2 separate regions of the Mus musculus genome follow, and region 2 is linked to region 1. The links are chromatin loops, found by intact Hi-C in ENCODE. Cell type or tissue: gastrocnemius. All regions are shown on one strand. Each heading gives the region's core, and the rest is flanking DNA. Links, peaks and the distances in the headings are about the cores only.

Evidence for each region. Hi-C counts contacts between places; a loop is a spot of excess contacts. Peaks named below come from ENCODE experiments on the same cell type or tissue, not always from the same donor. Only the 100,000 strongest peaks of a DNase experiment are listed, where the experiment ranks them.
Region 2: it touches region 1 in a loop (1.9-fold over the local background); 6 of 42 quality-filtered maps call a loop at or near these places.

The regions. Positions count from the first base shown.
Region 1 is chr17:3,107,987-3,123,015 of GRCm38, forward strand. It overlaps Scaf8 (SR-related CTD-associated factor 8), which reads left to right and starts at 6,986. Exons shown (of 20, transcript NM_134123.3): 1 at 6,986-7,432. The coding sequence starts at 7,403. It overlaps A230045G11Rik (a long non-coding RNA gene), which reads right to left and starts at 7,298. Exons shown (of 6, transcript XR_003952289.1): 1 at 6,601-7,298; 2 at 6,202-6,359; 3 at 5,302-5,361; 4 at 4,536-4,586. In gastrocnemius, for the core only: a CTCF peak has its summit at 6,934 (motif pointing right); DNase peaks (open chromatin) are centred at 5,990, 6,566, 6,894, 7,189 and 1 more place; H3K4me3 peaks cover 3,649 bases; H3K27ac peaks cover 2,942 bases.
Region 2 is chr17:3,159,293-3,174,321 of GRCm38, forward strand. Scaf8 (SR-related CTD-associated factor 8) reads left to right here. Exons shown (of 20, transcript NM_134123.3): 4 at 1-32; 5 at 3,667-3,820; 6 at 4,855-4,985; 7 at 8,671-8,847; 8 at 10,035-10,114; 9 at 11,811-11,928. Among named protein-coding and RNA genes, the nearest start is that of A230045G11Rik, 52 kb to the left of the region's middle. In gastrocnemius, for the core only: no CTCF peak of the experiment used is centred there; no DNase peak of the experiment used is centred there; H3K27ac peaks cover 1,287 bases.

The DNA of each region.
Region 1 (15,029 bases), core at 3,266-11,265:
GGGAAGAAGGGAGTAAGAAGAGGAGCCACGTGAAAGGGATTGGGAGCTGGTAGAGTGGTGCTGTGATTGGGATGTAAAATGAATAAAGAAAGGAGTTACTTAAAAAAAAACAACAACCTCCAAACCCAACCAAATCAAACAAATCTAAACCCAAACCCAAACAGTCCAGTCCAGCAGATGGTTTTAGAGCACAATTAATTCTACCAGACTTTCAAAGAAGCGATAACCCTAATACTCTTCAAATTGTTCCATATAGTGAAACAGAAAGAACATTGCCATATTTATGCTGATACCCAAAGCATACAAATATTCAACAAAATAAAGGGAATTATGGAGCAATTTTCCTGATGAATATAAATGCAAAAATATTCAAAATACTTGTAAACTGAATCTAAGCACACAGCAAGAAGATAATCCACTATGGCCAATTAGGCTTCATCCCAGAGATGCAGGGATAGTTCAACAAACAAAAGTCAGCCAATGGGATACACCACATAAACAAAATGAAAGATAAAAAACACACGATGATCTAACTAGATGATGAAAAAGACTTTGACGACATTCAACACTGCTTCATAATAACTCTGGGAGAGAGTAGTAACACAACAGACATACCTAAACATAATAAAGTCAGTTTACGACAAGTCAAGAGCCACCATCAAATTAAATTGTGGGAAACTCAAAGTAATTCTACTGAAATCAGGAACGAGACATGGCTGTCCACCCTGTCCATATCTACTCAATATAGCACTTGAAGTTCCAGCTAGAGCAATGGGACAACTGAAAGATCACAGGGCTATGACTTGGAAGAGAAGGTATGATATGGTAACATAAGTGTCACCACAATTCCACCAGGGAACTCTTTTTTTTTTTTTTTAAAGATTTATTTATTTATTATATGTAAGTACACTGTAGCTATCTTCAGACACTCCAGAAGAGGGAGTCAGATCTTGTTACAGATGGTTGTGAGCCACCATGTGGTTGCTGGGATTTGAACTCTGGACCTTCGGAAGAGCAGTCGGGTGCTCTTACCCACTGAGCCATCTCACCAGCCCCACCAGGGAACTCTTAAGCTCATTAAACACCTTCAATGAAGTGGCTGGATATGAGGGTAACTAAAAATATCAGTAGCCCTCCTTTATACAAATGACAAACATACTGAGAAAGAAATCAGGGAAACAACACCCTTCATAATAACTACAAACATTATTTACTTTGGGGTTACTCTAACCAAGCAAATGAAGAGGCTTGTATGGCAAAAACTTCAAGTCTTTTAAGAAAGAAATTGATGAAGGCAGAAGATGAAAAGATTTGCCATCCTCATGGATCAGTAAAACATAGTAAAAATGGCCGCCCCACCAAAAGCAATGCACTGACTCAACACAATGTCCATCAACATTCCTACACAATTCTTTATAGGTCTTAAAAGGACAAGACTCGACTTTATATGGAAAACCAAAAATCCCAGGACAGCTAAAACAATCTTGTGCAATATAAGAATTTCTAGATATCACCATCCCTGATATCAAGCAGAGGTGATAATATTATTAACAGAGCTATGAGAATAAAAACCAGATGGTATTGGAATAAAAACAGACACTATAATCTATGCAATTGAAAACCCAGAATAAATCCACACATCTGTGAACACTCAATTTTTTTGAAGTCAGAACATAATGGAAGAAATGAAGCCTCTTCCACGAATGGTGCTGGTCTAATTGGATGCCTGTGTGTAGAAGAAAGCAAATAAACCCACATTTATCACCCTGCTTAAAACTCATGTCCAAGGGGCTGGAGAGATGGCTCAGTGATTAAGAGCACTGACTGCTCTTCCAGACGTCCTGAGCTCAATTTCTAGCAACTAAATGGAGGGTCACAACCATCTGTAATGGGATCTGATGCCTTCTTCTGGTGTGTCTGAAGAAAGCAACAATGTACTCATATACGTAAACAAAACAAAACAATCTTCATGACCAATTGGATCAAAGACATCTAGATTAAACCAGACACTTTGAACCTGACAGAACTGAAACTAGAGAAGAGCCTTGAGGGTATCAGCATAGGAGATGACTAGACAACTGAAAGCACAGGCACATTCCTTTCACCAACCCCACATATGACAGAGAGCTAATATACAAAGTATATAAATAACTCAAGAAACTAAACAGCAACAAACCAAATAATTCAATGTAAATGGAGTACAGAGCTAAACAGAGAATTCTCAATAGAGGAATCTCCAGTGGCCAAGAAACACTTAAACCAAAGTTCACCATCATTAGCAACCAGAGAAATGCAAATCAAAACTACTTTGAGATTCTATTTTACACCTGTTAGAATGGCTAAGATCAATAACACATGATAGCTCATGTTGGTGAAGATGTGGAGCAAGGGAAGCACTCCACTATTATTGGTGGGAGTACAAACTTGTTGAACCAATATGGAGATCAATGTGATAGTTCCTCATAGAATTGGGAGTGCTTCTACTTCAAGACCCAGCTATATCACTCCTGGGTTTATACCCAGAGGTCACTCCATTCTACCCAACCCACTTACTCAAATATGTTCATTGTAGCTTTATTCATAACAACTAGAAACTGGAAACAACCTAGATGTTTCTTAACCAAAGAACTTAAATAAAGAAAATGAAGCATATTTATACATCGTGTGTTACTCAGATTAAAAAAAATGACATCCTTGGCCCAGAAAGATAAACATGATATATCATCACTTATAAGTGGATATTAGCTGTCAAAGAAGACCACACTACAATCTATAGACCGAGAGAGACTAAGTATTAACAAGGAGGGCTCTAAACAAGACACACAGATCTTTCTGGGAAGGGGAGATAGATTTTTCAAGTGTCCTGTCAGTGGGTGGGTGGGGATGGGAAGGAATCAGATCAAGAAGGGAGGGGCAGAGGGGAAAGAGTCCTGGGAGAAGATTGACTGGAATAAGGGGGCATTTAGGAGGCTGTGTGGAAATCTATTGCAGCAGAAACTCTCTGGAATCTAAGAGTATTACAATAGTGAGGACTCCTAGTAATAGAGGATACAGAGCCTGAACTGGCCATCTTTGGTAACCTGGGAGGGCTCCCAGTTGTGGGACCAACACCAACCCAACCACAAAACCTCCAACCCACACGTGTCCTACCAGCAAGATGTGCTGAGGCAATGGTGGCTCAGAGATTGTGGGAATGGTCAAACAATCATTGGTCTAATTTGAGGGCCAAGCCATGAGAAGGAGCCCATGACTGACACTGCCTGGATGGTCAGAAATGGAAGCTGAATGGCTCAGAGACCTAGGAAAAGACTATGAGGATTGCTGTCTATATGCAGGTGAGGGCAGGTACAAGATAAGGTGAAAGCCTGTGATTGGGCAGTGGAAAAGGAAGGTGGGCTGAGAATTTTAGAGATGAGTACAGAGAGTAGAGGGAGAGAAGGAGGAAAGGAGAGGAAGAGACAAGATGGAACCTATAGGAGAGGAAGAGGAGCCAGAACCACAGTTTTGGGAGCCGTAAGTATTGGGGATTTCTTAAATAGATGATTAAATTATAAGTAGGGTGTGCTTGCCCTATCTAGGAGTGTAGCCTGTGTTTATATCAATTGAGTTTTGAGTTCATTGTGCAGGTATTTTGTGGGTTGAGAATTTGCTAATACAAATCTGACTGAGATGGGCAACCATGGAAACCCCTGAGGAGATAGAAGTAGAGAGTCATTGCATGGGGTTAACCATGAAGGCAGCAAGGTTGCGGGGAGAGTGAGTAGCTGGTGATAGGGCCGGATGGTGCCTTTTTTTTTTTTTTTAAATTTATTTTTATTAGGTACTTTCTTCATTTATATTTCCAATGCTATCCCAAAAGTCCCCTACACGCTCCCCCACCCACTCCCCCACCCTCCCACTCCCACTTCTTGGCCCTGGCGTTCCCCTGTACTGGGCATATAAAGTTTGCATGACCAATGGGCCTCTCTTTCCACTGATGACCGACTAGGCCATCTTCTGCTACATATGGAGCTAGAGACATGAGCTCTGGAGGTACTGGTTAGTTCATATTGTTGTTCCACCTATGGGGTTGCAGACCCCTTTAGCTCCTTGGGTACTTTCTCTAGCTTCTCCACTGGGGGCCCTGTGATCCATCCAATAGCTGACTGACTATGAGCATCCACTTCTGTGTTTGCTAGGCCCCAGCCTAGTCTCACAAGAGACAGCTATATCTGGGTCCTTTCAGCAAAATCTTGCTGGTATATGCAATGGTGTCAGCGTTTGGAGGCTGATTATGGGATGGATCCCTGGATATGGCAGTCTCTAGATGGTCCATCCTTTCGTTTCAGCTCCAAACTTTGTCTCTGTAACTCCTTCCATGGGTGTTTTATTCCCAATTCTAAGAAGGGGCAAAGTGTCCACACTTTGGTCTTCGTTCTTCTTGAGTTTCATGTGTTTTGCAAATTGTATCTTGTATCTTGGGTATTCTAAGCACTGGGCTAATATCCACTTATCAGTGAGTACATATTGTGCGAGTTCTTTTGTGATTGGGTTACCTCACTCAGGATGATGCCCTCCAGGTAGATGGTACCTTTTCAAAAGATTTCCTGCAACGAGACAAACACGACTGACGAATCCCTCCTCCCCGAAAAAAAAAAAAAAGTTTAATAAAATGATTCCCAAACTCATATGTTACCGCCTAGCCCAATTGACATCAGAGAGGCTTCCTCTGGCAGTTAATGTGAATGGATGCAGAGACCCACAACCAAAGGCAGAGCTTGGGGAACCCTAGGGAATAGGGGAAGAAGGATTGTAGGAGCCTGGGGTGAAGGACACCTGGGAAACATGGACCACAGAATCATCTAAGTAGGCCTCATAGGAGCTCACAGAGACTGAAGCAACAATCACAGCCTGCAGGGTCTGTACTAGGTTCTCTGCATACATGCTGTGGTTGTTTGTGGGATTTGAGGGAAAGGGAAACTAGAGAGAAACTGGGCTGAGCGTAGGGAGGGAATGCTGCAGTTGTGAACGTGTTGTATGAGAGAAGAATAAAAAATATAAAAATGAATAATTGTGTGATTTTGAACTGGGGGATATTAAAAATAATAAAAAAAGATTATGAACTCTAAAGGGTAGGGGGGACGGAGGATTTCCAAGTGGAGAGGGATGGATGGGCTGGTATGATATAGGAACAATGCTCATTATGACATTAACAAACTAAAATGGTAGAAGCAGCAGGAGACAAATTGTAGTTTTCAGAAGAAGTGTGGAGGAGGTGGGCTTTGCTTAGCTTACAGTAACAGTGAATGTTGTAAAACTAACCTGGCCTTTGAGCTCCTTGAATGAAATTCTGTGGGAAAGGTAGTGTCTCCAAGGGTTCTCCTGAAAGAGAGACATCTTTCATTTGCCACTGTATGAGTCCATGATCTATGCATATTTGGGCATTCATATGATTAAAATCACATACCACTCCACATGCACACTCCTGTACACATGGGCTTGTATGCATACAGACCCCTTTCTAGTTAGAAGACATATATGGTAAGAATAAAATAAATGGTATGATAAATTACCAGTGCCATGGCACTATAAAACTATATATTCTATACTTTAATTCTATTGGTAATAGGATAGGTTTACTTATGCCAGAACCATCTCTAACATGAGATACGCTGTGCACTGCTATGCTAAAATGTCTCTGACATCATATGATGGGACTTTTCAGTTTTATCATCTCTTATGGACAGAGAGCAGACAAATGCTCTCTGTTGTCAAGGGACAGTGTGGAAGACTGCCATGTGCAGAGAGGTAGCAGAGCCTTCACACCAATGCAAGATGGAAGGATGTATTTAAAGGGCAATGGAAAAGTATCACAGGGGGTTAAGCAAGGGATGTGTCTAAAATATATCATTTTGGCTACTGTCCAGAAAAATGCAAGCTACTCGGAGACAGCAGGATCGTCAGGGTTAGGCCTGTGAGTACTGGAAGAGGTGGAGATGATCTGCTTTAGAGATAGCAGGTGAAAAAAATGGAAGAGTCCCATTGTAATTTTTACCTTCGAAACGGCCAGCACCAGGAGCAAAGCTGTGAATGAAGCCGACTTAAAAGACTATTTCATAAGCCTCTTGACTTAGCTCTTAGGAAATACTAATCTAAAGCAGCCCATCCCCCCACCCCTTCCTTTTGCATGAATTTGGGAAGAGCGAAGGCAATTAGCAGTACCTGTGGGAACGTTCAGTGGGAACAATCGTTCCCCCGCCGGGTTTAACTTCAAGCAAGCACGAAGCATTTTCACCCGTACCACGTCTGGATCCTAAAACCCGCAATTATCCCTCTGCTCCGATAACCTGGGGCCAAATTCCTTCGGAATAACCCACCTCCTAAAAAACCAAAAACAACAACAAACAAACAACAACAACAAAACCAGGTTGCATATCCGCGTCCAAACGGGGGCGTTCCGGGTTCCTTCCCGCCTCCGGGGTGCCCAGGCCCGGCTCGCGCAGCTCGCATTTCCCGCACGGCGGCTGCACGCGACCCGAGCCACCTCGTGTGTGCAGCGTCTGTCCCCCGCCGCCAGGACGCCGGGGCACAATGGTGGCGATGAGTAATGTAAGTCAATACCCGCTAAAGTTCTCAAAGGCACTTCAATCCCTCCTCCACCGCAGGTGCCATCCCACCCGGAAGCGGCAACGAAGACACCGTAGTTTCCTCCATTCGGTCTCTTCCCCTGAACTTTGTTTTTGCTTGTTTCTAGAGCGGCGCTCATCCGCGGGATCGGCCACCCGAAGCCCCTCCGTCCAGCCGCAGCGCTCGCTCCCGCGGCCCGGGATGAGGACAGCCAAGGGCCTCGGGTCCCCCGCTCCCGCCGCAGCGACTCCAGACGCTCTGGCCCACGCCATCTCTATGGTCTGGCGCGGCCGCGGACCTCGCGCGGCCTGGTCGCCAGGGGGCGCGCTGGCTGGCGCCGCCGACTCCGAGTGCGCGGCTCGACCGCGTCCGCCATATTGGATGCCGCAGCCGCCGCGGTCAGCGCTTCCTCCTGTGTCTTCGCTGCGCGCTGCAGGTTCCCGCGGCCTAGGCGGCAGGGAGGTGACACAGGAGCCCGTGGGAGGAAGAGGAAGGAGGAGAAGGGGGTGGAGAGTGGAGGGGGCCGAAGCTTGAGTGTGGAGGCCGCTTCCGAGCGAGGCGGAGAAGCAGAGAAGGCGCCGCGCCAGCCCCTCCCCCGCCGCCGACCCGCCCCGGCGGCCTCCGTCCTGCTCACTGCGCCCGCCCCGCGGCCATGCTGGGGCCTCGCCGGCGCTGAGGAGCGTCGCCTGCTCGCAGTGCTCCGCGGCCTCCTGGGCCCGTCGCCCGCCTTTCCGCACGCATCGCACCCGGCCGCCGCCTCTTCCTCCGTCGGGCCCCGGGCCTCTGCGCAGACAACATGGAGGCCGTGAAGACCTTCAACAGCGAGGTTCGTACCGCAACCCGGCCTCCCCGCCAGGCTCGGCCCGGCCCGGCCCGGGGCTCGCGAGCCGAGCAAGGGCGCGGGCCGCAAGCAGCCTCCCCCGGGTGGGGCGACGGCGGCCGGGCGGCCGTGGGGGAGGGGAACGGCCCGCGCCCCTCCCGGGGCCGGGCAGGGCTGAGGGAAGGCAGGGGGAGGGCCGGTCCCCAAGGCGGCCGCGCCACGCTCCCGGGTGGGTTCCACCGAGGACTATCACCTCCCACCCCCCACCTCGCGCACGGCCCGTGGCCTGGCAGGGTCTGAACTGTTTGCAGGACATCACTCTGCAGGCCCTCCCCGGTGGTGACTGAGGAAGCTGACACACGGATGCGAGGCCCTGGAGAGGACCCACGGTGTGGTGATCCATGGTCACGTTACACGTAGTGTTTATTATTGAGGTTCTGTTGACTAGGTGACTTGGCAGCCAGGGACTTCGCTAATTGGATGGTTGGTAGCAGGCAAATTTATTCTGCGATCTCCCCCCCCTCCTTTTTTTTTTTTCTTTTTTAATTTCTGCTTGCCCTTCTGATCATCAGTTAGGGAGGAAAAGACACAAGTGCTCGGGAGAGTGTGTGCACTCAGAGGGGGTTAGAAGCTTGGAGAATCATTTGCCAGGGCCTCATTCACATGTCAGGCCAAGCAGATTTTTAATTTTCTTTTTTTAATGCAGGTGTCCAATTTTTACTCTTTGCTGGGTTTACTGATCTGATTGGAAGGCAGGCTTCGACAAAATAAATTCGATTTCTTCTTAAGGAATAATAGCAATTCGGACATTAAATGTAGCAAATTCCGGCTCAGCTCAGCATTATCTACTTGTACCTTTTAGAAACATAATTAAATGTATGCTAATTAGCATAGTTTTCAGAACTTTTGATTTGGGGATGTTAATGCTCAGTAATATGACATTTAATGTCTTAAGTACATGAGTTTTTAAAATAGCATCTGTGGCTGCCCAAATGGGACAGTGCTCTTAAATGCCTTTCTGCAATTTCATCGTAATTTTTGTTTGTTTGTTTATTTATGGTAGGTAGCCTTGGGAAAGGCTGCAAAAAGGGTTGTTGAAAGTTAGATCAAGTTCTTGAATATGCGTCTTACTTTAAGTAGTGGTGACCTTCCTGATACTGAGAGCAATACATTTGGAAATCTTGTGAATTTATAACTGATAATATGGGCAGTTATCCTCTTATGAAACTTAATTCTCTCTCCCAATGATATATATTTAGAATATGGAATAAAAGGAATTTAGTGATACTGTAAATAACTTTTTTTTTGGTTTTTTGACACAGGGTTTCTCTGTGTAGCCCTGGCTATCTTCGAACTCACTTTGTAGACCAGGCTGGTCTCGAACTCAGAAATCCGCCTGCCTCTGCCTCCCGAGTGCTGGGATTAAAGGCGTGCGCCACCACTGCCTGGTTCCTGTAAATAAGTTTTTAGTATGTTGTTAACTATATAAGAAAACAGCCAAGTTGCTTTTTAATTTGCTGCATACAGCACTAATAATGAAGTTCTTTAGTTACAAAAAAAAGGTCCCTTCTTATGTGGGCTTGGTGGTGAATGCCTTTGATGATGCTAGTACTCTGAGAGGCAGAGGAAGATGGGTCTCTCGGAGTTCACGGCCATATGTACATGTATATGAGTGTACATATAGAGTTCCAGGACAGCTAGGACTGTAATTTCTCTCTTAAAATAGCAACAACAGCAAAACCTCACTTATTTCCAAATTACCGAATTTAACCCTCTTCCACTGTTGTACTGGCTAGTTTTGTGTCACCTTGACATAGGCTGGAGTGACACAGAGAAAGGAGATTCAGTTGGGAAAGTGCCTCCATGAGATCCAGCTGTAAGGCATTTTCTCAATTAGTGATCAAGGGTTTCAGGCCCCTTGTGGGTGGTGCCATCTCTGGCTGGTAGTCTTGGGTTCTATAAGAGAGCAGGCTGAGCAAGCCAGGGGAAGCAAGCCAGTAAAGAACATCCCTCCATGGCCTCTGCATCAGCTCCTGCTTCCTGACCTGCTTGAGTTCCAGTCCTGACTTCCTTGGTGATGAACAGCAGTGTGGAAGTGTAAGCTGAATAAACCCTTTCCTCCCCAACTTGCTTCTTGGTCATGATGTTTGTGCAGGAATAGAAACCCTGACTAAAGCCAGGCGGTGGTGGCACACGCCTTTAGTCCTAGCACTCCGGACAGAGGCAGGCAGATTTCTGAGTTCAAGGCCAGCCTGGTCTACAACGTGAGTTCCAGGACAGCCAGGGCTATACAGAGAAACCTTGTCTTGAAAAGACCAAAAAGAAAAAAAAGAAACCCTGACTAAGATAACTGTGCTTAGTTTTCTTCTTTGTTTAGGAGATTCCTAATGTGTCTGTCCTCCTTTCCCTAAGAGGCTTTATCAGAGCTCCCACCATGATAGGTATAAACAAGTATTAGTGCTCTGAGAGCACACTAGAGCAGTGTGGAGAAGGAGCTGTGAGTGTGGGCTGTATTGGAAGGAGAAGGGCTGGTGGGCACACGGCTGGTGGGCTGTGCTGCCTCCTGGAGCTCTTGGCTGTGTTGCACTGTTTCTCTCTCTTCCTTTTTTCCCCTAAGGATTTCAGACTACTTAAGTGTTTTCCTTTCTATCTTGATAATGTTGTTATCAGTTTGAAGTGGGGTTAGCCTAAAAGTAGAGGATAGACTCAAGGTCAAGGAGACGTACCCTCAGACTGGAAGTTGGAAGTAGGCAAGGGTCCACTTCAGAGATAAATGTCCCTCTCAGTCCTCTTTATTTGGGAGAAGTCCTCACTTAGATTGCCTAGGCTGGTAACACGGGAGCTAACTCTGTAGTCCAGACAGGAGTTGTATTTGTTATGTGATACTCCTGCCTCAGCCTCTCTGGTAGCAGGATTATATAGGCTTGCACCAGGCTTGGTCCCTGTATACTTTTGTTTAAGAACAAAATGCATAGCCTTGTTAATTTAGAAGAGAAAGCCTGATTGACCGTTCTGCATACATGGCTGCTGTGGTGCATGCTTTGTTACTGCAGTTGAGCACTTGGAGCAGCTCATTCATTGCTTTCTATTAAGTCATGTTTGCAAAGTACAAAAAAGAAGGAGTCTGAATTACAGGCTTGGGAGGAAATCATGTTTTCAAGTGCTCATAGTGAATTTGGCTTTTAAGGCATCAACATTTAGCTCATGGTAATAATGACTATTATTAGTATTGTTGAGACAGGGTCTTACTGATGTCTCAGCATCCTGAGTGCTGGGATTACAGGTGTGTGGCACTACACTCCTGGCTAGCTCAAAAAAGTATCATTACTGTTTGGTAGCAAGATATTTTTAAACCTTCAAATGCTTAAAATATGAAAGTTGGATGTCTTGATACACACTTTGTAATTCCAGCACCTAAGAGGTTGAGACAGTAGGATTGCTCTGAATTTGAGGATGGTCTGGGCTACATACTTTTTTACACCAGATTAAGCCATATTGTACAATTGTGTCTGAAACAAAAAGCAAGACAAATAGATGTTTAAAATAAGAAGGGTTAGCAAAGGCTTGCTACGTCTCAGGCTTTATAATTATATTCCATATAATTATATAATTCTGTTTTACTTTCTATTCATCAAAAAAACATTTTCTTGGAAATAGCATGCTAGTGATTGTGAAACTAAGAATACAGCTTGATTTATTTATTTAAAATTAATCTGCAAAATGTGAATGAATTTCAGTCTGAGTTATCGCCTATCATCTTCCTCCTAATTTTTCAAAGGATTTCTCTGTCCTTCACCACTACATTAAAGATCATTATATCAGGAGATCCTTTGTTCAAGAATTTTGGAGTAAATTCCTCCTCATTACCCTTAGTTGAATGAGAGTTAATCCCATGGCCATTATTGCCAATTCTGATACAATGAGAGAAAGTTTGTCCTTACCTTGGAAGACTCATGAGAATCAGTGTGTGAGGGAGCAGCTAAATTAGATGGAATTAGTCATTATGAGGAACTCTACTTGCTACTGTTCCAACTAGTCAGTTCTTACAGAGACTTGGGAGTCCTTACCTAGTGAGAAGGACAGCTTAACTGGACGGACAACTGCATCGGGCTTGCCCTGAATGTTCTTGGGAGCATCTTCATGTGAATGGCTGTCTGCACTGTATTGAAGGCTACTAACTGAATGGAGGCTGTTCTTATAGGGGCCTCTTCTCTCATGCTTTGTTTTAGAAAAGGAAGGGAATGTCTTTATATGATAAATACCTTCTTTAGAAAATTTCAGTGCAATTGGGGAAGAAAATTTGAAACTCACTGTTTAAGGTGAAAAGTTTAAGAGTGGGTTAGCAGTGGTTATGTCTGGGCAGAGTTAGAGGAGGGTCATTTTTAGTTAAGTATTAGAGTCATTTAACTTAAAATTTTTTAGAAAGCCCTAGTATATATTTTTCACACATCAAAAAGTTAATAGCATCTCTTTAACATAATAAAATATTTGTTGGCGATGAATTTCTGTAGCCTGTTTTTATAGCTGTTTACGGTAGTGTAGACGACTTGGCCCATGAAATACTTCATTTTTCTTGTTCTGAGTGGACTGAGTAGGAGGTAGGATGGGGTCTCTGGGTTTAAGATGCTAGAAGATTCACTGCACTTTAATTCTTAGATTTACCTCAGTTTCTAAATTCTGACAATTCTTTTATCATCTTTCTAAAAGTTGACCAGTCTTTCTGAGATATAGTATTGGTAGTCTACCAATAGTCGACCTTTGAGGTAGAATATTGGCTACCTCAGTTGGAACTGTATGTAGAGGAGGCTAGTCTAGAATTTGGAACAGTCTTCTTGCTTCTACCTTCCCAGTGTTTGAAGTGAGATCACAGGTGCGTGCAGCATGTTTGACCCTGGTTATTCTTAGTAGGGTATCGTGGTGGTCTTCTGTCCTTGGCATTCTTTGGTTAGTTGGATAACTTACTCTGAGCCACAGTAAGATACACACTTGCCAGACTCACTCTACTACCCAGGACATTTCTTAGTCTACATTTCACTTCCAGTTTTGTGTTCCGAGGGGGCGGTTTGTAAATAACTACAGAACTTTTTATAACCTTACCATCAGTATCTAGTAGTAACCCTGGGTTGGTTGAGACATGAAACAGGTAGAGTAACACAAAAAATTTATGGCTCAAGAAAAACACTTATAGGAAGCATTTGTAGAACATTTCTCTTTGATTTCCACCTTTCAGAGCTGTGTTACCCTTTTCTCTGTTGTCTGTTTTGTAGGGGAAGTTTGGTTAATATGATCAGGTTGTAGTTTTCTTTCCATGTTGTTGAAAATTATTTAAAGATGGAATATACCTAGTGCTTTAAATTAAGGATGAGTTCATTTCGAATAACATAATTCTTCTTCCACGCCAGTGGTGTAGACTGTGCTTCCTGACTTGGGGCTGCTCATACTGGAGCTGCATGACTCTTTGCTGTGTGGAGCACTTGGAGTAGGTCCTTAGCAGCATCTCTGCTTTTACATACTAGATGCTGTGTAGCCTTCTCCCTTGGTGCCATCCAACTCTGTCTTTAGCTTTATCAGTTTCCCTTATGGGAGGAGTAACAATCTTGTTGAGAATTACGGATTTAGATTTCATTAAGTTGTCGTACAGCACTTTGTACTTTCCGTGTAATGATGACTCTACTTCCAAGTACTTAGTCTTTACCCAGGTTACAAGCTCAGCGAGAACAGTGACGGCGGCACTGCTTCAGATTCTCAGTGCACAGTGGGGCGTTAGAGTTCACTGTAGAGCCACGTGCCTGTCTGTCTCAAGTAAATGAGCAAAGGAGGATTGGCTTGGTAGCTGGTGATGGTAGCTAACATTTCTGGACATTTGCCTTCAAAATACAGAAGTCATTTTCTTTACTTGAATATTCTGTGAGTGGGAAGAGGCTTTGACTTAATACAGTTATGTTTATGAGGACCTGGTATGCCTATGTGTTGCTTTAAATGCAATTTTTAGGGCATTGTAGAAATATCAATTAGGTGAAAATTTTAAGTCAGAACTCTTAATCTGTTTTAACTTTCACTTAAGTATGGAGGGGGAGGGAGGAGTTCTCCACTGAGGGTTTCAAAGTTGGGGCAGATCAGAGTTTCGTGTTGGGTAGTAATTGTGTTTAAGGTGTTTAGGATTACTGCTTTAAAATAATTAACAAGTTCTTGTCTTACAATAACATTTAGACTACATGAGTGACTCAGATTGAGTAGATTTTGATACTGCATGATTTGAGTGTATATAATCTCAACAATTCAGGATCACAAAAAATGGCCATTTGAAATTCATGTGTCCTAGACTAGCATTAAGTTTGTTAGAGTAATTCTGTTGATATTTAAGGGACTTGTATACTTTACTCTTCCTGAACAGTCATATCTTATGATCATTTGCAGTAGGTAATTTAGAATTAATGATAACTTTATTACTTTCATATGTGATTTCAGATATCTCTTTCTAGGGCCAGATTTGCTGTTAATGGACAGTTCCTAACTCATAGTAGTTATGACAAAAATGTGATCAACCATGACCTTTGAACACTGGCTGAGCTCAGACTCTAGTGAGCTCATTTTGTCTGTTTTTGTTTTCTCAACATCTTTCTCTACTCCTCTCTCTCAGGATTGTGCCTCTACTCCTGCTTGTACAGACTGCTTTCCAGCAGCATGGACACAAGAAGCATAGTAAGATGACTATACCCACATAAGGCAGGCTCTGGGGAAATGTTAGGTCTAATGTGGTAGTGAAATTCTGTATTGCTTGTATGGGTAGTACTTGGGAAGCACATAGAGTTTGCCACTTAGAACCTATTAGTACTTTTATAAGAATCATACAGGGAATAAAACTTAATTGCTTTATAAGAAATGTTGCTATTTCTTTAAAAATGGGGAAGAAGTTAAGTTACTGGGCTTAATGAGCATGTGTCGTAAATTGCATTAAATTTGCTTGCATTCTGTTCTACATAATTTCACTACATTTTTGATAACAATTTTAATATGAACTACTTACCTCATAATTTAATGGTTGGAAGTAAATTAATGAGGTGTGCTATAGGAGTAGAGAAACTAAATCAGATGTTATATTATCTACTAGAGGGGTAAGTCAATGGTGCGGATGTCTGAATTTAAAGAAGTTAGGGCTGGTGAACAGTATTCTGTAGCCTGTGCTTGCTTACATGATCTGCCTCAAACTTGATGGTAAACATTGTATTTGGTCTTTGTGATTCACATTTTATGCATATATTCATCTTTATCCTGCATTATAAGAACTGATAAAACCAAATAAAAGGTATAGGAATGGTTTGTAAGTGTACCACTATGGGTCAAGAATTGTCTTAGGCTTTGACATTACCTCATTTATTAAGAACGAGAAATAGAATACTTTTACTCCCTATAGACAGTTAGCACTGATAAGTGAATGTGTATCAAGCAAGTGTTTACAATCTGCAGCTTACATTGTCTGTCACTTTTATAGTTTGATTTGAAAGGCCTATGATTGCATTCTTTGATGCATTGTTAGTTACTTAGTGACTGTGAACCATATACCAGGAAGTTGTCTATCTTAGATATGGTGATAACTAGACAA
Region 2 (15,029 bases), core at 2,576-10,575, 51 kb after region 1:
AGAATTTATATCGTTGCCCTGGGGATGACAAGGTATGGTATTATTTTATTAAAAGAGGTATGTTACTCTCAGAGCCTTTTTATGACCTTATTATATGACCTCCTGTTGACACTCCTTAGCTACTCTGATCTTTAATATTTAATTATTGTAACACCCACACTTTTTACTCTTAGAACTTTTAGAGAGTAGAAAGATGTAATTGCTTTTGCTGCTTTTTAATTTATCAAAGCAACTTTTGTGAAAGAAATTGGCTAGTGAAGTATTTTAAAATTATATTAGACATTTAGTCATGCATACAGCCACTTTAGTATTGTGGTTATTTGAGTTGGTATTTACATATCAGTCTTTTTTTGTGCAATTTTCTAAGTGTTGAAGACCAATACTCAGATCTTAGTGTGTGTGAGTATTCTGTAATTAGAAGGTAATGGATCCAGAGCTAAGATTAAAAGGAGATGGTTCTCTTCATAGCTCCTCTGGAATTACTAGGTAGGTACTGATTTGGAAGTGATACTGTATCCTGTTTCCTGTTTTTAATAAAAGCTAGGAAAAGGTTAAGAGAGGCTAAACAGGACTGGCGATGGCTCAGCTGTTAAGAACATTTACTTTTCTATCAGAGCCCTAGGATTGTGGTTCCTGCACCTGGATTAGGCAGTCATGTTACTTACACAGTGTAACCCTAGTTCCAAGGGATTCAACACTCTCCTTCCATTTTCTCTCTTTTCTCTCTCTCTTTCTCGCTCTTATACACACACATACACTAAAAAAAGAGAGACTGGGTGAGGGGTGTTGTAAGGAAGAATCAGAAATCTAAGGCTTATAACAAGACTACCTTTATTTTTAACCACTGTCATGTCTTAAATTTTAAAAGTCAGTATTATAGAAATAAATTTATTATAGTATATTCTTCATAAATATTCTTGGATATATTTCCCGGCAGCTCTTGTGTTTTGTTCTAACTATTTTGGTATTATGGTAGGCCTAGCTAGTGGTCCTAAAGAATGTTTGAGATGTTTAGTCACCTACCTTAATGAGTTCTAATAATGGAATCCTGTGTAAAATAATTTATTAGTTGCAAATAGTAATTAGCAGCACTGATTTAGAAGTCATACTTGAATTTCTGACAGGTGCAATCTACGAATCCATCTTGATCTTGTGGGTTTCCTGACTAATACCTCTCGGGATAGTCTTTATGCATGAGGCATTTTACAGACCATATGAGGGAAGATTAGCTGACTGTAATCTCAGTGGTAAAGGAGGAGTGTGTATTCAGATATGCAGAATGTTGTTACTGGGGTTGTTACTTCAAAGGACTTATTTCCCACATTGAGAAATGTTTATGTAAGCCTAAAGAGTGCCAGTACTCCAAGTACTTGCACTGCGCAAAAGCAAGAGTTGAATCCGTGGCTTGAACCATTCATTGTATAATTTTTCGTAGGCATCATTTGAAATATAGAAATGTACACAACTGCATGTTGCTTAAAGTGAACCAAATCTTTATTTTTACATACTTAGCTATTGTTTTCTTTCTCGAGGCTTGAACAGCAGCAACAGCAGCAGCTTCTTCCTCTTTCTCTTCTTTCTCTTCCTTCTCTTCTTCCTGTTCCTCTTCCTCTTCCTCCCTCTTTTCTTAAAAAGTAACAGATGGGCTTGGAATAGTATTACTTGGCAGTTCTTGGCTATAGACCTTTTATATGACATAGCTGTGATTTAACTTGTGTGTTATTATTAAGGGATGGAGATGACTTTTATTCTTAGTTTGGGTTCAGGTGATGTAAGTCTATAGTCTGAGTAAACGACTTGTATTTCAAGAAGTGGGAGTAATTAATGTTTATTTTAAATAATAATAAAAAAACCTTTAAGGTCACACTAATATGGTGAAACATTTTAGGACACCTTTCTTTGTTGGGCATGACTTACCTAGAGACCTGAAGCTTCTGGGATCTGTGAATCCTTCCTTCAAACAAGGAGACACTTAGTGGAAATCAATCTTTCCACTCACTAACTCTTAGTATCCTGACTGTGACCTAGAGAGCTGTAGAACCAACCCAGTCTTTTCAAGTTTATATTACCTTGAGCAAAATGTTTGCAGGAATTGAGTCAATAGAATTTGAGAACTAAGATGGGATTTCTCATGAACATTGTTGGAGAACGATGAGCGTTTCAAGTGAGGTGAAGTAGTAGTTGAAGTCAGTAGTTGTAACTGTTGACAGCCTGTAACTTTGTCCCAGGTCGGTTGTACCTAAGACCTGCATATGCTAGCAGTAGGCAGTTGGTTACAATCACAGCTTAGAAAAAGGACAAGAAAAATCTGTTTCATTTTGTAAATGAAGAAATGTTGGTAAAATTTATTGACACAGTTGGCCTAAGACCAGAGAAAATGAGAAGTGTCAGACGGCATATACGCCATGAATTATATAGGAGATGCTTAAATGCTACATGACTATGTGCACCTCAAGAAAAATGGGACTTAGCCTTAAGTACCTAAGACACCCTAAACAAGGCAAGATTAAAACACAGTATGATATACTTGTAAGATTCTTTGAGAGGAGTGAATTGGATGCACAGCTGCACTCAAAGGGCTTGTCAGAAAAAGACAAATGATGGAGACCATACAGATTTTATTTATTTTTGTAAAATGATAGAACACTCAGATTATTCTGTCACAAAATAATGTAGAGCATTATTCATATGAAACATAATTGTTGCCCTGAGGGCCAGATTGAGTAATGCTAGTAGGTAGTTGACTTTACACATCAAGGAGAGAGTAGGTAGGAACAGTGACAAAAGAGTGTAGAGGAGGGCCATGCCTTGCGCTGTGCCTAGGAAGTGGATGGTTTGGGGTGTAAGGTACATTGATGGCAAGGTTCTTAGAGAGAACTTGATTTTGGTAAATTGTCCTTTTTCTTTTGGTCAGGGAAACATGCTGAACAAAGGCGCTGAGCTACATTTCTTAAGTGGAGAAATACTCTCCCTAAAATTATTAAATAGCTTATAAAATGAAATTTGTTTAAGAGTCACATTAGATGAGGAGTTTGTCCTGAAGTTGCTTGCTAGTTCAGAAGGTAAGCATTCTGTGAGTCAGGGTTAAAGTTCACCATTATGTGTGTGTACGCATTGTATTGAGATAGAGTTTGCTTCTGCCTCAGAGTTCTTCGGGCAGGGCAGAGGAGACGGCCCAAGGAGTAACGTGCTTGCTGTTCAGGCCTCCCAACCTTATTTGATCCTGGAACCCATGGAAAGGTGGGAGTTTTAGAGCAGTTCTGTAGGCACCTATGTTATCAATCCCATGTGACTTGGCATATATAGAAGGTGGAGCCTACCTGTCACCTGCTTCAGCTAAATTTAGCTTTCCTTTATCTTATATAGCTATCAGAAGTAACTACCCTATTACCTAAATTTAGGGATTACAGAATGGTTAAAAACAGTTTCAGGTTGGAATTTACCACTGAACTATTTTAGTCTCTCTTTGTAAGTACAAATAACCTAAATGAAATGAGTATGCTAAAGTTTTGAAAGCAGAAAAAGTTGGAAACAGTCTTAGAGATGTAATGTGCAATAAAAATATTTTAATCTTCTTTATATCCTATGCTCAGATAATCTGTGAAATGAATTGTGATAATATTTTGAAAGCCAAACATTTGAAATCATTTTTCTTTATTCTTCTAGAGTAAAATAGTGAGAGTATTAAACTTATGGCAGAAGAATAATGTTTTTAAGAGTGAGATTATCCAGCCTCTTCTGGATATGGCGGCAGGGATTCCTCCCCCAGTTGTCACGCCTGTTTTGGCCAGCACCACTGCAGCTATGAGCAACACTCCAGGTACGTGCCTGTTGTACAGACTTGTTGGAGACTCAAGTTACACTGCTTACCCAATGTTCACACGCTATAGGGCAGAGGAGTTTGTCCAGTGTTAAGAGACTTGAAGGCTGAGTGTGGTGGCAAGTGCCAACTGTTAGTCCTTACACTGGGCAGACAGGCAGGTGTATCTCTTTATGTTCATGAAATAAAATACTGTGGTTTTGCTCTTAATCTAAAATTTAGAAAACAATTTTTAAAAATTGCTTTTATTTCTTTTTTTCTATCACCCAAAACATTTTGGAAAATGTCTATGTCACAGTTCATTTTTGTTTTGTTTAGCACTATGATTGATTGAACTCGGGGCCCAGCATATGCTGGGCAAGGACTTTTGCACTGAGCCACATCCCCAGTTCTCAATGAGCGTTTTCTTGATTTAGGTTGTCTATAACTCCTTAAACATGTATATGTAACTTAACTTGTTTACAGGTTATTTGGGGAATGTCATTTTTTAAGAAAAACTCCAAAATCGCTTAATAAAGCCAAGATTGCTTTAATGTAATTATCTAAAAATTTTATTGCTTGGGATATTTTAAATATTTCAGCTTTTACTCTGAACCCAACATTCGTTAACTTTTTGGTATGTAGTTCTTGTTGTACACCTGTCTACAAACATCTGTGTATAAACAAGAGTTTTGAAAAAAAAATAGTTTCATCTTACAGATACAGATTTTACCAGGAAAGATTGTATTTTTGTTATTTCCCCCTGTTAAAGAATTTTCTGTAGTAAAACTTTGCTGACAGGTTTCATTGAAGTGGTAGCTTAGTTTAAGATAAGTATAGACAGATCGCATGGGGCTTGGAGTGGGGAATTGCCTTCCTGTTTGTAAAGTTACCTAACTACATAAAGGCTGTAAGTCGTTTTCAAGATGGAGGCAGTAAAGTGAAAGCATACTATCTGCTTATGTTTTATATGTTAGCTGAATAAATCTTTGTACCTTTTTAAAGTATCATTTACTTGTTTCCTTCTTTGGTCCGTGTGATGTCTTTTCTAAAAGGAACACCCGTGACACCTGTTACTCCAGCCAATGTGGTCCAAGGCTTACCTGATCCATGGGTATCTCAGATAGCAAACACAGACACACTGGCAGCTGTTGCTCAGATCCTACAAAGTCCTCAAGGTCAACAGGTAAGTCTTTATGTTGTGTCAAGAGGTTTGGAATGTGTTGTCTTCCTAATGTGTGGTTCCATAGCATACCCCCTTTATGGTGTGTTGTCCTTTTCTGTCAACATGGGAGCACTGTGCTTGAAAGCTACACTTGTATGATTTTTACTCAGTAATTCTTTATGGACATTATCTTGTAATTAATGTGTGTTCTGTTAATTTTTTCTATATCAGATCACTGAGGTAGCACATAGCATATGTCAACCATCATTAGGTGCCATTACTATCTCACTGATAAAACAAGGTGCTTCCTGTAGTCATTGTGGCAGGAACCAATAGAATTTAACGTCACTTTAGAGAAGTTACTGCTGTGGTGATGTTCACGGTGCTCTTGGGAAATGGCGATGTCAGAGGAATGAATGGTTCAGTTGTCTAATGGAGAGGCAGGACAGCCCCGTCTCCCCTCTTTCATGTTGCTTCCTCCATTCTAGTGCTGTAAAGAGTTGTGTGTCTTATTGTTGACTTTAGTGGTAAAGTCATGTTCATGTTGTTTTTTTCTACTATAATATAATATCCAATATTATAGTAATATAATAGACAATATTCTAGTAATATTATAATATATGATCTAATATTATGGTGTTTGGATAATTGCATGACTCTAACTTTTTTTCTCTTACTGCTGTTTTAAGATAGATTGTTTACTGCTCCCTTGAATGGTATTTATACCTTCTCATACTAGCTGTTAATAGTAGTAGTTCTGCTATTTTCATTTTTCTAATCTTTGTTGACAGTTATAAATTGTAAAAATTACACTGAATGGTTCTTTTAACAAGGTAATGGTTTATGAAGTGGTAATACAACATTCAATGCATGCATGTAATTTGTGATACTCAGATTGGGGTAAATGGCATATTTACTCTCTGTCATTTACTCTTTTTGTTGTTGTTGTTGTTGTTGTTGTTGTTGTTGTGAACAATCAAATCCTCTTTACTGGATGTGTTAAAATGATTGTTGTCAACTCTGTCTGTCCTCCTTTGCTCTACCAGGTGGTTCCTGGGCATTGAGTTAACCCAGGTAATCAGACTTTACCCACAGAGAGACTTCACCAGCTCTGTTAAGTGCTTTTGTTCTGTTGTGTTTTTGAAGATTTTTACTTTATTTATGTGTATATCTGGAGGCCAGAGGGCTTTGGGTCATCTGGAGCTGGTTGGGACTTGCCTGACATGAGTGCCGGGAACCCAACCTGAGACGTCTGGAGTGTGGCAAGTGCTGCCACTGAGTCATTTCTTCAGCTCCATGCTTTGTTTTGTTTCTTAAAGATGGGTGAAAAGCAGGGATAGGTATTGCTGTAGCTTGTTCTATTCAGAATAGTAAGTTACACAATCCGTTGAGTCTCAGACCATGTCCTGTTGAGCAGATTCCTCTCCTGTTTTCAGAAATGGGTTCTCAGACAGTAGATGTGATTGATAAAGAAGCTGCTGTCCTGTGGGATTAACTGAAGAAGGATGAGGGCGACTCACGAGGATTCTCTGTGCTGTTGTTACAGTGTGACTATTGCATGTGTAATGCTCATGACTTTCAAAGAGTAAGCCAGGCTTCCGGGGGCTTAAGTCCACCCACTTCATCTGCTCTCCTGCTCTAGTGCACACTGACTGAAGCAGCTTAGGAGGAAAGGGTTTCTTTCAGCTTACACTTTCAAGTGACAGTCCCTCACTGAAGGAAGCCAAGGCTTCCTGGAGCTAGCAGAGACCACAAATTTCTAGGGCCACATTCTCCTTCCTTTCTCATACATCCAAGGCCCCCTCGCCTAGGGATGGCTCCGCCCATAGTGACCTGCTAAGACAGTGTCACAGGCTAGTCTGATTGAGGGAGCTTTTATCTTGAGGTCCTCTTTCCCCAGGTGACGCTAGGTTTGTCTTCAGGTTTACATCTACAAGTTTTTCCTATGACTTTCCACTCTTTGTTAACTTTGACGTACAGCATTTTAAACAATAAATTTTCTTTTGTTCACTAAATCTTACATTAAGTCATAGTATAAAATATGCTACAGCATTAAAAGAAATTCGACGGTCTTTAAAATTTTCAACACTTTGAGGTAAAAGTTTCAACGCTTTGAGGCCAGTATTTCTTTAAAAATCCACAGGTCTCTCTCTGTGGATTCCTGTAAATTCCAAAATGCATTGTATATTTTCTTATTCCCAGAAGGAAGAGCCAGGGCAGTTACAGCGAAGTCAAGCTGAAACCAATACCCAACAGTGTAAAAAAGCTCCATATCTTACTCATGATCTGGGCTGGCTCTAGAGGATCCAGCAGTAACCTTTCTCTGGCTCTACTGCTAGCCACACACATATATGTCTCATTGGCTAAGGCCAGCTCTTCCTCATACCTCACTGTCCCTGGGGCCCTTACCACAGTCCTGGCATCTTCACTATGCTAGGATCATCACTGCCACTCAGGCTTCACCTTTGCTAGTGGCCTTCCTGGCTTCTTCAGGGAATCTGACCCTGTCACATAGTACTTCACCCCTCTTTATTTTATGTATGTGGTTGTTTTGCCTGAATGTCTGCACCATATTCTTGCCTAATATTCACAGAGGCTAGAAAAGTATGTTGGCTGCCTGGGACTAGGGTTACAGATAGTTGTTTGTGAGCTACCATGTGGGTGCTGGAAGTTGAACCCGGGGCCACAACTGAAAGAGTAGCCAATGCTCTTAATCTCTGAGCAATCTCTAGCTTCTTCTTTTTTTTTTTTTTTTTTTTTTTTTTTTGGTGGCACCTTCAATCATTTAAAACCAGTACAGTGTAGAAAGTACTTGGTAAATTATGGTGCCTGCCACCTGATGCAGTCTCAGTCCCCTGCTGTCCACAGTTACTGTGATGAGGAAATATTTCCCAGACAGTTTTCATCGTGGCTGCTTTTACAGGCCCAACCATTCAGCCTCCATTGTCCCAGCAAAGCATATTAGCTTTATGTCTTTAGGTTGTCCAGCTTCTGTAATAGCTTTCATTTCTGTGCTAAAACACAATGACTAAAAGTGACTTATGGAAGAGTTTATTTTCCTTAGATGATGTCCAGAGGGAGAAAATCCATAGTAGCAAGGAAAGCATGGCAGCAGGCATCTTGATCAGAAAAGCTGACTGATCACACTTTGTCACAGAGGAAGCCCAGAGATCACAACTTTAACTGCAAACCCAAGCCAAGAATTGAAATGAAGTGTAGCAAGGCTGTAAGTTCTCAAAGCCTGGCTCTATCCTCCAGTGATGCACTTCTTTGACCAGGCTGTGCGTTCTACCCCATGGCCCTCTTCAAGGTTCATAACCTCCCCAACAGTAGTACCATTATCAGGAAGACTACATGTTCAAACACATGCACCTACTGGGGCGTTTCTCATTCAAACCACAACACATAAAAACATTTTTCTCTGAAGGATGATAAAGTTTGTCAAAAATGTTTATCCAAGGGGGCTGGAGAGATGGCTCAGTGGTTAAGAGCACTGCCTGCTCTTCCAGACATCCTGACTTCAGTTCCCAGCTGAACATACGACTCAACAATCATCTGTAATGGGATCCGATGCCCTTTTCTGAAGTGTCTGAAGACAGCTGCAGTGTACTCAGATATATAAAATAAATAAATCTTTAAAAATTTGTTTATTCAAAAGACCGAGTACTGACCCAAAATTATGATAATATTTTTTTTTCCCTTCCAGCTTCAGCAGCTAATACAAACCTTACAGATACAGCAGCAGAAGCCTCAGCCTTCTATCCTGCAGGCCTTGGATGCTGGTCTTGTGGTTCAGTTACAGGCACTCACTGCACAGCTCACAGCTGCAGCTGCTGCAGCCAACACACTTACGCCCTTGGATCAGGGAGTCTCTTTCAACAAGGTAGTGATTAAAGCTACTGATATGTTACATGTGAACTGAAGGCTATTATATAGATTCTGCTGTGTAGATTATGTTTTATTACAGACTTGTGTGTTTGCTACTAATACCTAATCTGTCTGCCTCAGCCTCCCAAGTACTGTCTGTGTTCTATCATTTGCCTTGATAAAATAATCAGTATTGAAAGTTCAAAGAAAATTTTCTAGAAGTTAATATTATTGTATATTTTATGTATAGGCTTAACTATGGAAAAAGTGTTTTTAAAATTGAAACTGTTTTATGAATGATTTGTGTTGGTGTGTGTGTGTGTGTGTGTGTGTGTGTGTGTGTGTGAGAGAGAAAGATAGCCTCATCATAGTTGTCCCGAGTGTATCTTGGAAATGCTATGTGTGTGTATTTACATATGCACATACAAACATGTATATGCATGTTATTTCTGTTATAATTAGTTTCATAGAAAATCAATCCTGATTTCTTGGATAATGACTTGCCTATTTAATCAGTTGCTCCTAATTTATTCCTAGTAGGTAGACCACATTTTATCATGAAGTTATTGCTAGTTAACACTTGGTTATGGTCCTAGATGTTTTTTAAGCTACAGTTCCATAATCCTTCATTTTCTACTTGGTAGGTAATGACAGGTAGAGATCCCTAAGTCTGAGGCCAGCCTGGTCTACAGAGCAAGTTTCATGATAGCCACTACACAGAGAGACTCTGTCATGAAAAACAGTACTGTGCTTTAGTAGTTGTACTGCCTTGTCAAAATTGGTTCTGCTCTGGGATGATGCCGTATCCCTCAGTCCTCCAATGATTCCTTAACCTCCACAGGAGCCTTAAAACCAGAGATAGAGCTAAACCATCTAAAAACGTTTATACATACTTGTGTTAATGCTTAATAAATAAAGTAAGCACCGTGAGAAAAGAAGAACCAGTAATGCATGATTGTGAGCTCTGTTGAAAAATCACAACAGCAATGTTTTCAGACTTCATTGTGCACAAATGAATGGAGTTGCCTTGATGACTGTGTGAGGGGACTGCTGTATGTTACAGTCCTCTAAACATGTGTTCAGAATGCCTACTCTACTACAGAATAATGTACCATAGCACAGAACATTTACTTCGCATTTCAGTAGCATTTGTAAGATGCATGTTGGAAGCACTTTTTTAATTCGCCTTTCTCCCTTCCTTAGAAGTTGATGGATAGATTTGATTTTGGGGAAGATTCTGAGCATAGTGAAGAATCCAAAAAGGAAATGCCTACTCCTCAACTGTAAGAATTATGATTTTCTTTATACCCATGTTTTCTTTTTCTGTTGTTCTAAATACTGGGTGGAATGTTAGCAGACTTAAGAGTTGGAGTGAGTTTTTCATAAGTTGGGTTGTTTCAGGCTCTAAGCACCAAAATTGTGAGGGGCGGTGGGCTTGTTGTCTTAACAAGATTATTTGGACTCTTTTTTCAGATCTGTGCAATTGGTTGTGATATATCAAAGTTCCCTATAAGAAAATTAATAAGCATTAGTAACTCCAGTTGTGATATTTTCTTATATCTTTGTTGGCTTAAAATAATTTAGTTGTAAGAATATTTGTAATAGGTGGACAGATGCTTCTGTCAGAGTCCACTTCTAGAGTATTTGCCAATTTCTGAGAAGTACATTGAACTAGTTAGAATTAGGAATTCTAAGGATTGGAATTATATGGGCTTTATTTATTTCAATGAATGGAGTTTGTATTTTTATTTAAATTTGTTGCTTTCTCCCCTTAAATGGCTGTACAAAGCCCTGTGTTTGTGAGTGTGTTTATAAAGACCAATAGGAGAGTATGAGGTGGAAGTTGAGAGAGAATGAGTGGGATCTCACCCAAGCAGATGTAGCAGATCTTATATACCAGGATAATGTGTAAGAATACATAAGATAAAGTACATTCTTTTGACATAGGGACTTTCTTGGCAGAAGTTTAAAAATAGTATTGTAGATAGTAAACAGTGAAGTTGAAAGAGCCATTTGAGGTCATGTGGATGAGGGCGCTAAACAGTGTAAGACGTTGTTAATGGTCCTGAGGGGAGAGTCAGTGCTTTCCCACCTTCCGAGGAAAGAGTTTGTGGACTGTTCTAGTGTGACATGTTCTGTTGAGCTGAGTTCCTTCATTTTCTAGACATCAATTCAAACGCTGTGTATTGAAAGAAAAATCAGTAGACTCCAATTTCTTTCATGACAGCATCTGTCATATTTGAAGATAGATACCATTCTTCCCATAGGTTCATCTGCTCCAGGTGACAACAGTCTGGAGACCTCTCACCACCCTGCTTGTTCCTTTTAGGGCTCCCTCTTTATTCTCATGTCTTACCTTCTAGCACCCAGGATTACAGGGATAACCCAGAGTGCAGTTAAATTATTATTTTCTCTTATCTACACACGTTTCTGTTTACATACCTCATAACATGATGCTTTTTTAAAGGACACATACTCTATAAAGTTTATGGGCAGTGATAATTGTAGATTTTACACATCCTGATTGATAGGACATTTTCCACTGTCTCATGATTAAACGTGAGTTATTAACTTGATAATGTTTACACGTTTACCTTTTTTGAAACAAGTGTTTGCAGTTGTACATTACCATAATAAAAGTTACTAATTTATATGTATAGCATGTCCATTTATATGTGTAGCATGAGGCAGTGATGTCAGCTTCGTAACAGAGCAGCTATAATGCTTTTTTGTTGAAACGTTATTGAGTTCTTTCTCTTCTAATGGGTTGATGTTTCAGAGTATTCCACTTTGGTTATTAATATTTCAAAAAGAGAACACTGCAGTAGAGTTCCTTGTGTGAAGTGCTTTTGTGTGTGTGTGTGTGTGTGTGTGTGTGTGTGTGTGTGTGTGTGTTGTTGTTGTTGTCTGCCTGCTTGCTTGCTCTCCGTTCCCTTTTGTCATCTTAACATGCAGCTTCACCTTTTGTTTCTCACTCAGCTCTCACGTTTCAGAGTCTGTGAACAACTCCATCTTCCATCAGATAGCAGAACAGCTGCAGCAGCAGAACTTGGAGCAGTTGCGACAGCAGCTCCTGGAGCAGCAGCAGCCTCAGAAGGTCCGTGCTCCCCGCAGTTACTGGGCATTCCGGGGGACGCTTGAGTGGTGTTCCTTCTTAGTCTTTAGAGCTATTTGTTCATCTTTGTTTTGCCAGCTACTTTATGACCTTTCTAGTGTATTTCCTTTCAAAGACCTTTATAGCTGTGCCTATTATTAAAAAAAAAAAAAAGTCTGGCAGTGTAACGAAATGATGTATCAGCATGAATTTCATGATAGAAGACAGTGTATTTTGGAGTTAACATCTTAAAGCGTCATGTTTTCTCCTTTCTGCTGTACTCGTTTAGGAAGGTAATGGTAATGTTTAAGCAGATAAATATTAATGATTTTTAAAAGAAATTTATTGATAATGCCATGTGGTAGGAACTTCATTACAAATAGGAGAGGCATATTTTTACTTATAAATTTTCATGTGGAATGTACCATGACTACCATTTACTCCAGAGGAAGTTGAACTATACTGAGATAAAAGATCTAATGAAAAGTATGTAGCTAATGGTATAGAATTGCCTTTATTTTATGCATAACTAAGAGATAGGAACCCTTCTAAATTAATATGTAGTATCATCGTGTCATTTTGAGATGTTAGGAGTTCCAGAGATGCTAAGATGTGGAAGAAAAGAAAAGCTTCACTTTAGAAGTGATAAAATATGTCAAGTTACAGAGTAAGATTTAGTTTTACAAAAACCTACTTGGAACCTGTATGAGAAACACTGGTAGATAACCAACCATACTGGGCCTTAGTCACTAAAAGTGATCAGTCATGAATTTAAAACAACCTATAAACATACTTTACATGTGATTATATATTTTTAGGCAAGTGACACATATAATGATGGACAGGAAAGTAGTTCAGACCTAAGGTGTAGAACCTTTTCTCTAAAGAAGTCCAAATGTTTGCATAAACCCAGACTCTGGAACAGAGGTAACAGTTCAGGGTGCTGGCATCATGGACAGGACTTAGTACTTCCGAAGTTTAGAACAATGTGAGATACTGAGCTTGAACATGACTTTGTAAGTGCAAACAGTGTAACATGGAGGTGTCCAGAGATACTCGAGAACTCAGTTCTGATTCAGTTGATCTGTGTAAGAGGCATGGTATCGCAAAAGTGATATTCTCTTAAAACTACAGGAAGGTAAACATTGGCATGTTTGTGTGAGTCAGTCATAGAGGATAGTAACTACAAAGTTCATAGAGACAAGGGTGATGCTCTCTGTCCAGTAACAGCTGTACATAGGACAGGCTGAGCTTCTGTATGTAGCTCAGAAGCATTAGCAGAAGCAGCAAGCCAAGGCTGCACTCCCAATATGAAAGAGACTGGTCATTTGAGAGCAGCAAGTCTGAAACCAGCAAGTCTCACCAACCAGAGAACCAATTACTCATGTTTAGTTTCATAACTTTGACACATACAATAAAAAGATCCTTTTAAAAGAAAGAGAACTTAAGTTTCCATTGTCCAAAGCTTGTTTAATGATAAAAAATGCTGTCTTAGTTAGGGTTTCTATTGCTGTGAAGAGATACCATGACCACAGAAACTCTTATAAAGAAGACATTTAATTAGGGCTGGCCTACAGTCTTCGGTTGAGTTCATTATTACCATGTCAGGGCATGACAGTGTGCAGGCAGACATGATGCTGGAGAAGGAACTGAAAAGTTCTACATCTTGATCCACAGGCCGCAGAAAATTGTTTGCCACACTGGGCATGGCTTGACTATATAAGACCTCAAAGCCCACCCCAACAGTGACACACTCCTCCAACAAGACCACACCTAATAATGGAATTCTCTCTTGTCAAACATTCAAACACATTAGTCTATGGGGGCTATTCCTGTTCAAACTACCACACAGGAGGACGTTGTGTGATTCGGGGTGGAATGGGTGCTGTCTCCATGCTTGAGAACATTTGCCACTGCTTGCAGAGAACTGGAGGTAGTTTCCCAGCATTCATGCTGGGTGGTTTACAACCTCCAGCTTCAGGAGATCAGATGCCCAGGACACACATATACATAAATACAAATAAAAATTAGAGGAAGGGGTGGTTTTGAGAAAGGTTCTCATTATATATATATAGCTTTGGCTGTCTTGGAACACATCATGTTGACACGGCCTCGTACTCACAGAGAACCACCTGCCTTTGTCTAACAAGTGTTGGGATTAAAAACATCCACCACTGTGCCTGGCTCTAAAATCTTAACAACAATGAGAAAGACAGAATAAGATTTGCAGAAAAATCAAGTGCTTTTGTTAACATTAGATCCATGTATCTATCTATCCCTCACTAAGATGCTACCATCCTGCTCTGTGCAGGTCAGCCACAGCAACAGCGTACCTTGGGTTAAGGCCCTAGAATAAGAAAGGACATGCCTGAAAGGTTTAAGAACATTTGAAAAACTGGAATGTCTTTCTAATTAAGAAGAAAATGGCCAGAATTATAGAGGAATAGAAGCTTTATCATAATGATATGGTTTCTGTTGTGTTAGAGTTTTGTGGTTTTGCTGATTAGTAGGATAGTCAAAATATGTTACTCAAGATGAAATGCTAATAGTAAAATTTTAAGAGAATCTTTAAAATATTCACCTTAGTAATGATGAAGCACTGTCAGTGGGATGTCTGAATTTACTTTGTTTCAGAATATGATGGAACTGGCAATGGTGGCACATGCCTTTAATCTCAGCACTCAGGAGGCAGAGGCAGGCAAATCTCTTAATTGGAGAATAGCTTGGTTTCCTCAGCTAGTTCCTGGACAGTCAGGGCTACATAGAAGGATCATGTCTCAAAAACAAACAATAGCCAAAAAGAAAAGAAAAGAAAAGAACGAACGGAGGTGACACTCTGCTATATTGTAGATGACTTATTGTTTGTGGAGTCAAGTAAATTTTAGGATATTGATTATATGGAGTTATAAGAGTGCTGATTTACATAAATGCTGTCAGTGTATCACATGGCATTCAGTGACACCCTTGATAGACTTTGCTGTCATTTCTACAGATAAAACAGAAGCAAAGGATACCTGAAGGCAATAGAATAAAGGTACATAGGAGTGTTAGGTGCCAGTTTGAGAAGCCGATAGCTGATGTGATAGCCAGTGGTAACAGTGCTT